Regions from separate parts of the Homo sapiens genome. Here region 1 is linked to region 2. The links are chromatin loops, found by intact Hi-C in ENCODE. Cell type or tissue: heart right ventricle. All regions are shown on one strand. Links, peaks and the distances in the headings refer to the core of each region. The heading gives the core; the rest is flanking DNA.

What was found. Peaks named below come from ENCODE experiments on the same cell type or tissue, not always from the same donor. Only the 100,000 strongest peaks of a DNase experiment are listed, where the experiment ranks them.
Region 1: it touches region 2 in a loop (1.8-fold over the local background); 2 of 110 quality-filtered maps call a loop at or near these places.

The regions. Positions count from the first base shown.
Region 1 is chr12:20,036,751-20,045,095 of GRCh38, reverse strand. All of the region lies in intron 2 of LINC02398 (long intergenic non-protein coding RNA 2398), which reads right to left. It overlaps LOC124902893 (a long non-coding RNA gene), which reads right to left. Exons shown (of 2, transcript XR_007063238.1): 2 at 5,646-7,213. Among named protein-coding and RNA genes, the nearest start is that of LINC02398, 26 kb to the right of the region's middle. In heart right ventricle, for the core only: a CTCF peak has its summit at 4,097; a DNase peak (open chromatin) is centred at 4,065; H3K4me3 peaks cover 3,189 bases; H3K27ac peaks cover 1,712 bases.
Region 2 is chr12:20,215,522-20,223,866 of GRCh38, reverse strand. No RefSeq gene overlaps it. Among named protein-coding and RNA genes, the nearest start is that of LINC02468, 92 kb to the right of the region's middle. In heart right ventricle, for the core only: a CTCF peak has its summit at 3,313 (motif pointing right); no DNase peak of the experiment used is centred there.

The DNA.
Region 1 (8,345 bases), core at 277-8,276, 180 kb after region 2:
TGTTGACTGAACCAGTGTGTTTTTCTCTGACTCATGCACATTATTGGCTCAAGGAGAAGAACAGATGTGGGTCATCAGGGTGCATCACCAACTTTTTGGCTGATTTAAACAAGCTAATCTTCTACACCCTGCACTTGCAGATGCGTGGTAATAGCTAACGTTTAACACTTCAAAACAATGGGAGCATCGCTAGTGAAAAGGATACAGATAAAAGTTTTTAACCTTTGTTCTCATCACTTAGAATGTAAAGCATCTCTCGTGAAAGTCAGCCCCAGACACAACTTTATCAAGTGCCATTTTGCAGTAAGTTTAAGAAAGCAATACATTGAATATTCTTTTACTTTTCCCCAATATGGCTGATTCTCTGGTGTTTGCATTCCTTGGCCATGAATTACTAACTCCTGTTATTTTTTGTTTTCCAAGAAAGAATTAATCTGAAAGTATAATTTTTTTTTTCCTGGAGATATTCCGCTCACTTTCTGGCTGTCTACAGATAAGCTGTGTATCTGAATTGATAAAAACCAGATTGTCCAACTACTGATGAAATACTGATAGCACCATGAAAATTTTTGTATAAAACTCTATTAGGATTCCTAACAATGTGCAGGCCTTTGGCCACTTGTGTTCACTGAGGTTAGGCATGCAGCCTAACATTGCCTTGAAAAGCATGGATCTATCCCAAAGCACAGCCAATGTCATACTAAAACACTTAAAGGAGTTACAGACACACAAATTTTAATGATTTAAGGCCAGATTCAATCCTTTGAGACATTTGCATAACTCCCACTAGAAATTAATAGAGGTTGCAAAAATACAAATTTGGGTAAAAGTTTTAACCTTACCCAACTCAGGGATTCAAACATTGTTCTTTAATATCTGCTGGTGCAGAAAACTTTATCTAATGTTGCTCGATATCTAGACTATCTTCTGTTAGCAATTTGGGAAGTTGTCAAAGATACCAGATCATGTTTGTTGAGCTAATATTGTGCTCCACATTTCAGAAGAGGGTCTGGCTACTGCATTGTTCTGTTACTGTTAATGTTATCACTGCGGCTGGTGTTGTTATTAATCATAGACTCGTCATAAATTTATAAGGTGGATATTTGTATTTTAGTTTTATAAATGAAGAAAATGAGTGGTTGAGGGGTTAAGTCATTTTTCTGAAGTAATGCAGCAATGTGGTTTCAAGTCAGGATTTACACCCAAGACACTATACCCTCTACAGGTCAGGCACTTTCACCTACACCAGGATTTACAAATGGCTCAACACAAGCACCACGGGACTGAATACAGAAGAGCAGAGTAGTGAACACCTGAGGATCTGCCCAAAATGTGGGGCCTCCAACCAGCTTAGGCCCAGCCCTGCACAGCCCTGTAGATCTTATTTGTGCCCAGAGGTACAAGAAATAAAAATGTAGAGGGGTAAAAAATGACAGAGGTTGAAAATATAGGCCCTTAGATCAATCAACTCTCTTACTAACTACACTGACTGGTCCAAATAAACTTCTCCATCCTCAGTTCTGTCAGAAAGCAGCAGAAATAAGACCTATTAAGTTATTCATAATATTCAGTAACATCTAGTCAGTTTTAATCTTTTGATATATCTCCTAATTATTATGTACTCAATTTAGAATTTTAGAAAACACCCGTCTCTTACTCCCCTTGTTTTCATCCTTCCTTTTTTCTGAAAATGTAAACTATGGTGCAAGAAAACACCACATTGTTCATCATAAATGAGAAAACTGGAGGTTTATTCAAAAGTGCTAGGTTTACAAAACTGAGCCAAGAATTTATAAGGTGTAGACTTTCTCTGACACCTGACAGCTTGAATTCCTCTGACTGTTTTGACACAGAAATATCAAGACATTAGCTTTCTGGCCCTTCTATATAATACCTTGCCAAACCCACAACATGTAGAAACCTATCAATGTGATAAAGAATATGAAAAACAAATCCTGGGAAAATGATTAAATTCGGTGGAGACTTTATTCCAATAGTCAAATTCATCTTTCTCGGAAGAAGTAGAGGAACCTGCTAACATCGCCTGGGAAAATTTGAAAATGAAATATGTTTACCTCTTTTTACTTATGCAAATAACATCTCAACTTAGTTAAAACAATAGATTCAAAACATCCTGTGATTGAAAGGGCAGATTTTTTTTTCAGTTACTTACCCCAACCGATTAAAAACAGAAAAATCATAATGTATGTCATAAACAGAAGTGACATAAAACATTTTCCCCAAAAAACAATGAAAAATTAGAAACAAATGCAAAAAGAAACACTAGAGAAATAAGAAGAAAAATATAGGTCATGGAGAAAAAGTGGTTTTGACCAAAATAAAGTTTTAAGACATTAAAGAACCAATCCACAGCTTTGATTTTGCCTGTATAATGTAGTTACTAAGGGCATAGGCTCAGCCACTTGATAGCTGGGTCATCTTGGGTAAATTACTTCATCTCTCCTCGTCTTGCTTCCCTCCTTTATATTGTAGCCATACCTACCTCAAATGTTATTATAAAGACTAAGGAATCTGATACTCGTATACTCTTAGAATCTGCACTGGTATATAAAAATATCTTACCGCATAACTGCCAAATAAATGTCACAACTTTATTAAACTTTAAAATGAATTTGAAAGGAAGCCACATTTAGAAAGCTGCTTAATGTATTGAATGCCATATTTTCTACCCTTTCCATGTAATATTGGGGGAGAGAGGAGAAATGCTATAAAGTTGTGCTCATCCTCTTTCAGCATCTTATTCATTTTTTAAGTTCTTACACTTATTTTAGAAGAATGCTGACACTAAACGTGATACAGTAATGAGTAGCAAGGTTAACTGCATCCTACATCTCTTGGTGGGGAGGTTATATTATTTTCTATCACTGTAATTAATTAAATGTTCTGCCTATAGCAAATCAACCATTATGTTAGGAATGGCATTAGATTATTTGCTAAGGTATATGTGTGCAAATATTATACTAACATGGAAGAGATGGAAGATATAATTAAGTCCCCGCAGTTGGTGTCTACATATGGAAAAAGTCAGCCCTCCATATACTCAGGTTTCATATCCCATAAACACTGTATTTCCCATCCACATGTAGTTGAAAAAATATCTCTGCAGTTCAAACCCATGTTGTTTAAGCTTCAACTGTATTATCTAAATATCTATTTTTTTTGAAGTTTGAAGTTTGGTCTAGAGCAGTGGTTTTCAAACTTTAGCATGTATTAGAATCACCTGAGGTCTCTAAAGATGGGTTGCTGGTTCCAATCCCAGAATTTCTGATTCAGTAGATCTGGGATGGGTCTGAATACGTGCATTTCTAACATGTTCTCAAGTGATGGTGATCTGGGAACCACACTTTGAGAACATTTACTTGAGACTTATATATTAGAGTCACTTGGGGAGATTTTTTAAAATACCAATAGTTAGTAAATCAGAATCTTTGGGGGTGGATGGATCTGGGTATCTACATTAAAAAGCAAACAAACAAACAAAAAGCCCTCCCTAGCTGAGTCTATGGTAGAGCCAGAATTGAGGATTCCTGGTCTAGAGAAATGGTTGTCAAGGACGGGTCCAGAATCAGATTCACTTGGAAGTTTTTCCAATGTCCTCCTTTCCCCATATCCAAGGTTGCACGATGCCCTAAGAAGAGGTGGAAATACAATTTTTAAATGTTTCTCAAAATTAATCTTGAGATTATTTTAGTTAAAATTACCTTATATTTATTAAAAATGAAGATCCCTTGCCTACCTACAAAGTCTCAGATGCTTCACACTTTACACAACACACCTGTGTTTGAAAATTAGTGGTGTAGGGTTAAGAAGGAGCGGGTTCTAATTATTTCTTGCAGGTTAGGAAGAGCACTGGAACCTCACAATCAATATAATAACTGGTGAATTCAGAGCTCCATAGCACCAGCCCTAGAGAGGTGAAAGAAGGATCCCTGCAAGCAGGAAGTCAGGACGGAAAGGGGCAGGTGGGCAGGGATAGAAAAGTGAGTGCTGAGTAGACGCTTCTCTCCTTACCAGAACCAGTAACCACCCTGCTGGCTGCTCCTCTAATTTGCCCTGGCACAAGGACAGAATGTGTTCTGCTGATACACGTTTCTAAAGCACCAAGCAGCCTCTGCTGACAGCTGGCTTGGTTGCTGTGTCAATGCAGAAAAAGTGAGAGAGCAAAAGAATTTGGTAAGAAAATATTTTTCTTTACTTTCCCTTCTAAATGGAGGGAAAAATCATGGTGGGGGTGGGGACAGATGGGATGCAAATGTGATTATGTAAGGTACTGAGAACAAGAAAGACTAATGCAAAATGTTTAGGACAGTGGGTATTAAGGAGAGAATTGACTTTGTGGAGCTGTTTGTCTTACTAACAGCCATTCAAAATCCAGCACCATATTACTTGTATGTATTGTTATTCTATTAGCGATGATTTCAAAATGCCTAGAACTATTTCTGGGCATCTGCAAAAGATAAAAGTGAATTAAGAACTCTCACATCACCTTGGAAAGATAAAGACTAGTTATGTGTTGTCAGCCATAGTCTTTCTCCACACGGCTTGCCAGAGTTGTTTTTTTTTTTCTTTTTTCTTTTTTTTTTTTTTTTCAGTTTTATTTCTAGAGCTGATGGTCTTCTGATGCCTTCACACCAAAAGGGAACCCAGCTCCGTTAGCTGGCTTCTAGGTGAATCTCTTGGCTGATGTTGTTTTCCATCAGCCTACAGCTTGGTTGTGCATTGGCAGTTTTATGCAATACTGGGTTCAGCAAAAGAAACAAAGGACAATTGGCTCTACTTAGTGAAATCTGCCTAAAGAATTTTATATCCCAGCATAGGTTTCTAATGAGATTCTCAAAAAAGTAAACAAATTCTAAGATATAAATATCAGTTCACTTATTAATGTCCCATGCTTCTAAGCAGCATTTTTCCATGTGTGCTGTGGATGGTCACTCTAACTCCTTAACAGTCATTTAAAATGTTACAATGAAAAATACACAAAGTACTAAAAATGCATCAAACATATCATAAAGTTGTAAAGTCAAATAATTCCCCTGCGAACTTCACTTGAAATGAGGAAACTGAAAGAGCTTGTTTTCTTTGCACTTTATCTGAAGTAACCAGAGGGTTTTATTTTTGTTAATTTATCAGATTTACTAAGATTGTTCTCATTTAAAGTAAAACTAATTCTAGGAAGATTGCATCTCCTTTGCTGTGCTATTGCTTGGCATTGTTGAAATAATAGCTACTATACCAACATGGCACATCTTTTCAGTAGTCTCATCCATTGTTGCTATTCTGTAAAAAGTGTAGACAGTTTGGAAAGCACGAGCAGACTAGATTTATATGCGGAGGGGTGAGAATAAAGAAAGAAAAGACAGCGGGAAGGCGCACTTTCCTTTGGGAGTGCAAGATTTAAGACAGCAGCAGTTCATGTCTGTGTCAAGAAAGGAAAATTTACAAATTCAGAATAGAAGCTTAGTTTTTACTGTATTTTGCAAAGAGAATTTCTTTCTTTCTTGAGAAAGGCCATAGATCCTGACAGCACATGTCAGAATGGGAAAATATTGCTCGAGTGAGCTGCCTACTGTGAATATAATGAAGTGAAATTTGTATATTTTTGTTTAGACTCAAAAGCACCACCATTTACTGGTATAAACTCATTTTAATGAGATTAGACAATTTTAGTAATAAAAATTTACAAGTGGAGTAGCTAAATGGTAAAATGGCAAACATGATGAGAATAAACATACATAAAAATCTTTCCAATTTTCCATGCAAAGTGTCCTTACAACAGATGATATAGAAAAAGACCATTTATTTTTCTAGCACTATTCTTTCCTTATGATGAGACTAAACGTACATTTGCTACTTTCTCCTATGCTGTTTTGGTCATTTACTACCATTTGAGCCATGAGATATGGCATTAAGTAACACTCTTACTAAAAATAAAAAAATTCATATTGGTTAAACTGATTATTGAAAATAGAAAAAAAAAGCATGTGCTTTTAAAACCAACAGATATGAATTAGTATTTTACCTCTAAGAGTTTCTGAATTGTGAGTGAAATCAAAATATTGCTCTAGGGCAGCAGTCTTGAAAATGTATTCTATGGACCCATAGGGGTCCTAGAGAACTTTTCAGGAGTTAGAAAGATCAACAGTGTTTTTATTATTATACTAAAGTGTTCTTTACTTCTTTGTGTTCACATTTGCACTGTTGGTGCAAAAGCAAAGGTGAGCAAAGCTATTTGTGCCTTAGCCCTACATAAGGCCATGGCACCCAACAACTTCTCTATACACTCTCAATCTAAAAAAAAAAAAAAAAGGTTTCAATTTAGAATTTCCTTCATGAAACAGTAAAAATTATCAATTTTATTAAATCTTGGTCCATTAGTCTACATCTTTTAAACATTCTATGTGATGTAATGTGGCCCACGTAAAGCATTTCTGCTGTATAACAAAGTACGATGGTTTTCTCAAGTAATAGGATATGTGCAATATTTTGAGTTGCAAACAGAACCAGGGCTTTTTTTCAGGAACACGATTTTTACTTCAAAGAATGCAGATAAACTATCACTGTGCAGATTTGTCCATTTGGCTGATAATGCCTTCAAAATGAAAAAAGCCAGTTACTTCAAGAAAAACAATTGACAGGCTTATTGCCAATAATAAAATGCAAGTTTTCAAGCAAAAATTAGAATTTTGGAAAACTGCTATTTGCCACTGTGAGTCTGATTACTTCTCAATACTTAAAGACTTTTTAAATGAGCTCAATGGCTATTTTAATGAAAACTGTTTTTAATAACATATAATAAAATATGTCTACATTTAGGAGGACTGTATTAACTCAACAAATCAAGAGTTTCCAAGTGAATAATATATCATGTTACAAAACCAAGGATGGGTAAAAGTACAAGAGACCAGCAGATTGTAATGTACAGAGTAGATAAACTTCATTAACAAGCTTTCAGATCTCACATCGCAACTGAACTTTAAGAAACGATCACTTGAATTTTTGTATAATATCAAAAGAGACTACTCACAACTACCTGAAAATGTTACTAAAAGATTCTTCTGTTATCAAATTAGATATCAGTGTGAGGCTGGAATCTTCATTTCCTTCCACCAAAACAACATGTTACAAAAGATTGGATGCAGAGCAGCTGTAAGGGAATCAGCTGTCTTCTATTAAAGCCAGACATTAAAGAGATCTGCAAGAAGCAGAAATAACACACAGTTTTCATAAAAGGGTGTAATTTACGATATGTGTTAGTTTTAAATAAACTAAAATATTGTTTAAATTCTCAAGTTTGACTTCCAACTCAATAAATATGTATAGATATAACCCACATAGAAAAACACTTTTGGGATCCTCCGTAATTTTTAGGAGTATAAAGTGTTCCTGAAACAAAAATGTTTGGGAACTATTGCCCCAGTCTAGGGTTATTTTCACGGTCATACTGTGGACAAATATTGATTGTGGCACACATAAAGACAGTTTTGTAAGTGTGAGTGGTGAGAAAACATTTTAAAATATCAATCGTCCAGAGAAGATTAGAAAATTTGCACACTTTATGAATGGTTCCAATAACCCGCAGATTGTCTCATATTAGACTTCCTCCTGAGCTGATCTCCAGTCATATAAGAGTGCATATTGCTATCACCGCTTGACAAACTGGTGTAAAAATTAAGGAAACATAACTTTTCCTTGTAGCATCTTAAGAATAACAAGTTGTCCTTGACAGTAATAAAGAAATAACGCAGGGAATTCAGAAGAAAACTATTTCAAGGGAGTCATAGAATAAAAGCCAGAGTAATGAGTTTGGTGACAACAACACTGAGACAAGAGAAAGAATAGAAACTGCTTTAAAAAATTTGCAAAATCTACTGATCGCAGTGATCCTTCTCTTTTTTGTTGACATACTTAAGAATAAATTTTAGAATAAAAAAATTCTGGAAGATATCTCTGGTGACTTAAATGTTCTAGATACAAAGCTGGTCGCTCATGGTAGTTGGATGATGTGTTCATTTCTACTTTTCATTTGAATGTGACTTAGAGATAAAGAAAGAAGAAAGAGTGAATTCATGTTGATATCAGTAGTGCATGTACCACTCAGAAAATTGAAGTCGGCCAGTTATATTAACAGAGGGGATGTGACAGAAAGGATTGTAAGGTATTATGGAAGTAGAAACTGCAGCAGACAGATACCACTCCCTAAATCTGAGGAAACAAGAGGAGGTTAGTAAAACTCAGAAGCTTGGAAGAGGGGCCTTGCAGAACTGAGACCGAGGCCTCTGAAGAGGGGCTGTTGTCTGTCTGGTGTTGGTGCCTTAGTCACCTGA
Region 2 (8,345 bases), core at 194-8,193:
TCTTTTAGTGGTTTCATAGTTTCAGGTCTTAGACTTAAGTCTACAATCCATTTTGATTTGATTTTTGTATATGGCAAGAGATACGGGTCTAGCTTCATTCTTCTATATATGTTTATCCAGTTTTTCCAGCACTGTTTATTGAAGAGACTGTCACAATTGTATGTTCTTGGAACCTTGTTGAATGAGTTGACTGTAAATAGGTGGATTTATATCTGAGTCCTCTATTGTGTTCCATTGGTCTATGTATTTGTTTTTATGCCATTACCATGCTGATTTACTACAGCTTTGTAGTATATTTTAAAGTCAGGTAGGGTGATACCTCCAGCTTTATTCTTTTTGCTCAGGATAGCTTTGGCTATTAAGGGTCTTTTCTGGTTCCATATTAATTTCTCTCCTGTGAAAAGCATCACTGGTATTTTGATAGGAATTGCATTGAATCTGTGAATTGCTTTGGATAGTATTATTATATTAATACATAATATAGTATTAATTCTTCCAATCCACGAACATGGGATATATTTCCATTTTTTGTGCCCTCTTCAATTTTTTAATCAATGTTTTATAGTTCTTCTAGTAAAGATATTTTACTTCTTTGTTTAAATTAATTCCTAGGTCTTTTATACTCTATAGCAATTGTAAATGTTATTGCTTTCTTGATTTCTTTTATAGAATGTTTACTATTGGTGTATATAAATACTATTGGTTTTGTATGTTGATTTTTGTATCCTTCAAATTTACTGAATTTGTTTATCAGTTCTAACAGTTTTGTGGTGGAGTTTTTAGGTTATTCTAAATATAAGATCACATCATCTTCATGCAAGGCTAATCTGACTTCTTCCTTTCCAATTTAGATGCCCTTTATTTCTTTCTCCTGCCTAATTGCTCTGGCCAGAACTTCAGTATATTCTTGAATAAAAGTGATGTAAGTGGCTGCCCTTGTCTTGTTCTAGATCTTAGAGGAAAGGCTTTTAAATGTTCCCTTTTTAATATGATGCTGGCTGTGGGTTTGTCATATACAGCCTTTATTATCTTGTGGTACGTTCTTTCTATACCTTTGTTGGGGGTTTTATCATAAAGATATGCTGAATTTTCTTGAATGATATCTCCTTCCATCCCTTCGCTTTTAGTCTATGTGTGTGTCTTTATAGGTGAGATGGATTTCTTGTAGGCAGCATATTTGAGTCTTGCTTCTGTATCCATTCAGTCACTCTACGTCTTTTAATTGAAAAACTGAGTCCATTTACATTCTGTGTTGTTACTAGTAAGTAAGGACTTACTACAGACATTTTGTTGCTGGTTTTCTGGTTGTTTTTTATCTCCTCTCTTTCTTCCTTTCTTGCTGTTATCCTTTATGGCTATGTAATTTTCCATGATAGTATGTTTTAATTCATTGCTTTTAACTTTTAGTGTATCTGTTCTAGGGTTTTGCATTGTAGTTACTATGAGGCTTACGAAAATATCTTATAGATATAACAACTTACATTAAATAGATAACAATTTATATCACAAAAAATAGTAAAAGCAAACGAAGAAAAAACTAAAAACTTCCCTGCATTTTAACTCAATTCCTTCACATTTTGACTTTTGGTTGTCTCAATGTACATATTTGTATATTGCCTATAACTTAGCTATTATTGTTTTATTATTGACTCATTTTTTAGGCTTCATACTAGAATTGTAAGGGTACTGTATGCCACAATTACAGTATTGAAGTATTCTGAGTTTTTGTATTTAATTTCACATGTGGATTTTGTCTTCAAATGGTTTCTTTGTGCACATTAGTGTATTTTTTGGAAAGAAAACTTTGAAGAACTCCCTTAGCATTTCTTTGTAAGAAGGGTCTGGTAATGGTGAATTCTCTTAGCTTTTGTTTATCTGGGAAAGACTTTCTCTCTCCTTCATATATAAAGAATAGCTTTGCAAGATAAAGTATTCTTGAATGACAGGTTTTTTTTTCTTCAGAACTTTGAAAATATTGTCCCCCTACTTCCAAGTGTGTGTGGTTTCCATTGAGAAGTCTTCTGGGAGATGAATTGGAGCTTCTTCATAAGTTTTTTGCCTTTTTTTCTGTTGCTGCTTTTTGAATTCTTTTTGTCTTTGACCTTTGAGAGATTGATTATTATATTTTGGGGGGTAGTCTTATTTGGATTGAACCTGTTTGGTGTTCTCTAATCTTTCTGTACCTGGATATTGATCTCTTTCTCAAGTTTAGGAATGTTTTCTATTATTCTTTTTTTAAATAAACTTTCTACCCCTTGCTCCTACTCAACTCCCTCTTGAACATCAATAATTCTCAGATTTGGTTTTTTGAGGTAAGTTTATATGTTTTGTGGAAAAAATCTTCATTCTTTTTCATTATTTTTTCTGTTTTACTTCTCTGACTGTGTAATTTCAAATAGCCTTTGAGCTTACTGATTTTTTTTTTTTTTTTTTTTTTTGGCTTGGTGTATTCTGCTGTTGAGAGCCTCTAAAAAACTTTTAGTTCAGCAAATGTATTTCTCAGTTCCAAGACTTCTGTTTGACTTTTAAAAGTTATTTCGATCTCTTTGTTAAATTTTTCCGATAAATTTTTGAGCTGTTTTTGTGTTACATTGGAGATCACTGAGTGTATTAGTCTATTCTTGCATTGCTATAAAGAAACACCGGAGACTGCATAATTTATAAAGACAAGAGGTTTAATTGGCTCATGGTTCTGCAGGATTTACAGGAAGCATGGTATGGCATCTGCTTGGCTTCTGGTGAAGCTTCAGGGAATTTTAAATAATGGCAGAAGGCCAAGTGGGAGAAGGCACTTTACACATGGTGAAAGCAGGAGTGAGAGAGAATGGAGGAAGGAGGTGCCACACACTTTTAAATGACCAGATCTTGTGAGAACTCACTATCATGAAGACAGCACTAAGCTACGAGAAATCTGCCCCCATGATCCAAACACCTCCCACCAGGCCCCACTTCCAGCATTGGAGATTACAATATAATATGATAATTGGTTGGGGACAAATATCTAAACTTGATATTTGAGGAAACTGAGTTTCCTTAAAACTGCTCTTTTGAATTCTTGGTCAGAGAGCTCACGTATCACTATGTTGTTAGGGTCAGTCACTATTTTCTTGCTTTGTCTCTTTGGGGAGGTCATCATTCTTTCTTTGCTATTGTTTCTTGTGGCTACAGTTCTATGTCTTTGCATTTAAGGATTATTTATTCCAGACTTCTCTGTCTGGCTTGTTTTCGTTACTATTGGTTATGTTTGCTTAGAGAATCTTTGTAATTTACCTGTTGAATGTCTTATATTTGTTCTCTAAGTCACTGCCTCCTTTTTGGCACTAGATGGTGCCTAAAGCCCAGATTTCTGTCAGCTCTACTAACCAATCAGAGTGCTGCCTATCTAGAACTGGGGAGGTCCCAAAGGGAGGTCCAGCCATGTGGAAAGGCTGGCTAGTGGTTCATGCCCAGGAGACCTATGGAACATACTTCTTACAGTATGATGCTGCCAAACAGCCACTATGATTTGGTATCTCCTTTGACAGAGTTACAGAGCAGAGTTTCCAGGGCTGGAGTTGGTAGTCTCACTTCCCTGCTTTGTCTCTGGCTGTCCTCAGGGATACGTCTCACTTCAGGCACTCGGAATGCTTCTCTTGGGTTGAGGCATGGACGAGTCACCTGCTAAAGAACCCAAGATGGTGGGAAAGCTGGTTGTTCACTTTATTCTCACTTTTCCAGTGTAGAAGCCATGAGTTGGGGAAAAGTTTCCACATGTCTGGTGCCAGGCAGAGTGAGGGGAAGGGTGTCATAAATATAAAAATCTGATTCTCTTACAATCCACTGAGTTTTTTTTTTTTTTAATTATTTGTGACCCAGGAAACTGACTTATCCTCACATTTGAGTTTTGATATATTGCTGTTGATGATCTCAGTGCTGTATATTTGGTTTTGGTCTTCTGGGGGAAAAGGGGTTGGGGAGTAAAGCCAGCTTGTGTCTATGCCACCAGTTTGGAACCAGAAGTCTCCAAGTAATTTATAAAAAACAGAAACTTATTTCTCACAGTTATGGAGGCTAGAAAGCCCAAGATCAAGGTGCCCACAGGTTCGTTACCTGATGAGAGCCCATTTCTCATACATGATACCATCTAGGTGTTCTCACATGGCAGAAGGGCTGAAATGTGCAAGAATGGGGTGAACTCCCTCTGTCATGTCACTTTATAGGGGCTTCTAATCATACTCCTGAGGGAAGAGGCCTCATTATTCAATCAGCTCCCACAGGTGACACCTCTTAATACTGTTGCATTGGGCATTAAGTTTCACCATGATTTTGAAAGGGTCAGAACATTCAAATTATAGCAGGACTACATGCTCTAAGTTAGGACATTGGAGATGGGATAAAACTCACTGCTTGGCTCATAGAAGTCTGGAAAAAGGAGTGAAAAACTCTCAGCAAGGTGGAAATGCTTGAATTATTCTGACCGATAGTATAGGAAGGGAAAGAGAGGCTGAAAGAAATGAGCACACGTCAATAAATATATAAGGCTGAAAGACCCATCACCCATCAGAAGATTATATTCCACAAGAAGGCCCAGAGGACCACATGTTCATGAAAGCCCTCAGGCATGCGTTGACATGAGGGGCTCCAGCATCACTAAAATATTCAGAAGATGTTTTGTTCTGCAAGGTAGAAATGTCAGTAGGAAAGGCAGTCACAGAGCTGGGCTCATTTATAACCATGAAGATGATGTTTGGGCTTCCTCATCCCAATAATAGAGACCAAGTGGCAGGGCTTAATAATAAGTTAAGCAATTATCATTAGCATTATGGTTATGCAATTATTATAATGACCAGCAAGGTTGAAAGATGAACAAAGTAGGAGCCAAGCAAAGCAAGCTTGACTCACAGGGGGCCATGCAGACCATTAATAGCATATGCCATCCCTATAAGTAAAAGAAATATGTAGCCAGGAAAGGTTCTGCTCAAAATCAATAAAAACAACAAATCATGAATGGAGGGGTAGGGAGATGAGGGCTATTTCCCAAATAAAATACCGTAAGCCTTGCTCAGTTATCAGGTCTGAGACAATTTTCAGATTTGGAGCTTCCCGATTTGGAGGGCCATTATCTAGGCCCCAGGGATCCACAGTAAGAAGAACCCTGTAACATAATGGCAAGTGTGTACTGTGATGATTCCCTTTTGTCCCTCCCACAGGGTCCTTGGGTTATTCACTCCAGTGACTGTATACATCCCCAAAATAGGGGGAATTGAGAGTTACTTCAAGAACTATTAGGTATTGGACATCAGTTTGTTTGCTATCTTCAATCCTGTGCAACTCCGGAATCTAATAATTGTTTTGATGAGAAAATCAGCCACAAGATCCATGCACTCCAAATCCAAATCTCCTGATTTAGTCCTTCGATATTTACTTGCTCATCAACTTTTGACATCATCAAACTGATTATGATCTTACATGGCTTTTCTAGTTGTTTTTAATGGGAGTCTTGGTCTGCCACATGTTACTCCACCCCCTTTCGGATGAAGCTGTATTCATCATTTTATCATCTTCTGGAATCACATATTTATTTCTCTATTCTGTTTTTTCAACAAATATTTACTTAATGACCATTGTATCATACACTACAAGAAAAGTGGAGTCAGGCAGAAAGTTCAAAAAAATCTACCATCTAGAAAAAGAAGAAAATTTGGGCAAGTCTAGGTATCACATAACAAATGCCCCAGCACTCTGTATATTCCTGGCAATACTCCCATCTCCTCCTCCCTCGTCTCCATTACTCACAACCTTGTGCATATGATTTGCTTAAGATTATCTATTATTGTTTACATTAGTCAGAGAAGCACTTGACTCCTAGGTCATTACCTGTCTCTGGGACCCCAAACCCATATCGCTCTGTATATCTCCTAACCTGACCTTGTCACCTAATATTCTCCAATTCCTAAAACCATTCGTTAGGCCCACCGGACTAATGGGTCAGTCACAGGGAAAATACTCTATATCTTCAAATGTGTCAATTAAGTTTTCCTTCATCTTTTTACTCTGAGAAATGTCTCCCCACCAGGGACATAGATTTCCACACAGCCGTATAACATGATAGCTGATTTTTCTGCTGTGGTCATACTATTCCCAGGTATGCTGGTAGATGTTTTCACACGGACACTCACTGTCCATTACCCTGTTATCTTCACTAACCCACTGGCTCTTCTCTTATCAAAATATAAAATTGTATATTTATTTTTGCCTTCAATTCCTCTCTTTCTGTTCTCTATTTAACCCAAACTAATTCAGATCTTTGGCCCTGTTTTAGTCCATTCTTGCATTGCTATAAAGAGAGACCTGAGACTGGGTAATTTTTTTTTTTTTTTTAAAGAGGTTTAATTGGCTTATGGTTCTGCAGGCTGTACAAGAAGCACAGCAGCTTCTGCTTCTGGGAGGCCTCAGGAAGCTTCCAATCATGGCAGAAGGCAAAGGGGGAATGAGATGTCTCACATGGTGGGAGCAGGAGCAAGAGCGAGAGGGAAGAGAGGAGCTACACGCTTTTAAACAACCAGATCTCATGAGAACTCATGAGGACAGTACTAAGGGGACATGGTGCTAAACCACAAGAAACTGGCCCCATGAGCCAATCACCTCCCATCAGGCTCCACATCCAACATTGGGGATTACAATTCAACATGAGATTTGGGCGAGGACACAGAGCCAAACCACATCAGGCCCCATCTCTCCAGTGAAACAGCTCTTGCTGAGGTCAGGAATGATCTCCCATTGTTAATTATTTTGATGAGTTCTCTGTTCTCACCTCCATGATTGTTAAGCAACATTTGGCACCATTAATCAACATCCTTAAAACACTTGTAACACTTGGCTTTTAAATATTAAATTCTGCCTTGTCTACTACTTCACTGGATGCTATTTCTCAGTGTTTATCCTCACTCTCGCAATGGATTGATCTGTGGACTTCTCTTATCTATCAAACAGACTTTCATTGGTGAGCTCATTCAGTTTTAGGACTTTAAATAACATCTATAGGCTGATGAGCTGATGACTCTCCAGTTTATATATCAGGCCTAGACATTTCCTCTGAGCTCACACACCCAGCTTCCTATTTTACGTCTCCAATCTGAATTCCTAATCTCTTAAATCTCCTCTTCGACCCCTTCCCATCTCAGTAAATGGCAACTCAAACCTTCCAGTTGCTCCAGCTGAAAACCTCTGTGTCATCCTTGACTAATCTCTTTTCTGCCCCATATCCAGTCCCTTGACAAATCTTGGCAATTCTGCCTTCAACTATATATTCAATATATGACCACTTTTTACCACTTCATTGCTATCATCTCTCACCTGGATCATTGTAATAGCTTTTACTCTTGACCCTGTTCCATTCAAAAAACAGTAAGTAGTGGGAGAAATTCTTATGAAGCACAATTTAAATCATGTCATTCTTTTGCTCAAAGCCCACTAATGATTTCCCATGCTGAGAAAATTCTGAGCCCTTACAACCATGTGTAAGGGCCTATATTATCCCCATCTGACTGCTCTGACTTTGTTGCGTACCATGCTCCCTCTTCCAGCACCACGCTTCTTTCTCTTCTCCAACAATGTAAGCACTCTCCAGCCTTAGGAACTTTGCATGTACTAGTCCATTTCTAAAAATGCTTTTCCCATCATCTCCCCCTGTCCCCAAATATTTACATCTCTCCTCCTTCATATCCTCAGTCAGATGTCATCTTATGTGTGAGGACTCCTACATAACTGTATTTAAAACTGCACCTACTTACATATAGACACACATATATACACACCAGTACTAATTTCCTGCTTGGTTTTCTTCACTGTTTTGACATAATATAAATTTAACTGTTTACTCTCACTTCTTATACTAGAATGTATGGTATATGAGGGAAACATTTTTCTCTGTTTTTTTACTACCATTTTTCTACTATTTAGAACCATGACTAACACACTGTAGGCACTCCAAAAAATTTGTTTATTGACTGAAAGAACAAATTCTTAGGACATAAGGCCATTTTTGGTGTATCCACTGAATAGTGTATATACCACTTATGGAATTTTTGGTGTATAGATGAATTTGGATTATGTGCATATTCAAATTAAAAATTATTTCTCAGACCATATTTTCCCCGTGAAGCTTTTTGAGAGAAGGTATTCTCTCTGTTTTTCATCAGCGGCCTAACAGACAAGCTAAGAAGTTGCAGCTTTACAGTTTCAACTGCAAATCAATGTTGACTATTCATTTTCATCCTCACTAACAAGTTCCCTCTAACTGTGAATGTTATTAAGTTATTCTTTATTCATTTGGCAAACAGTTATTGAATACCTACTATTTGCCA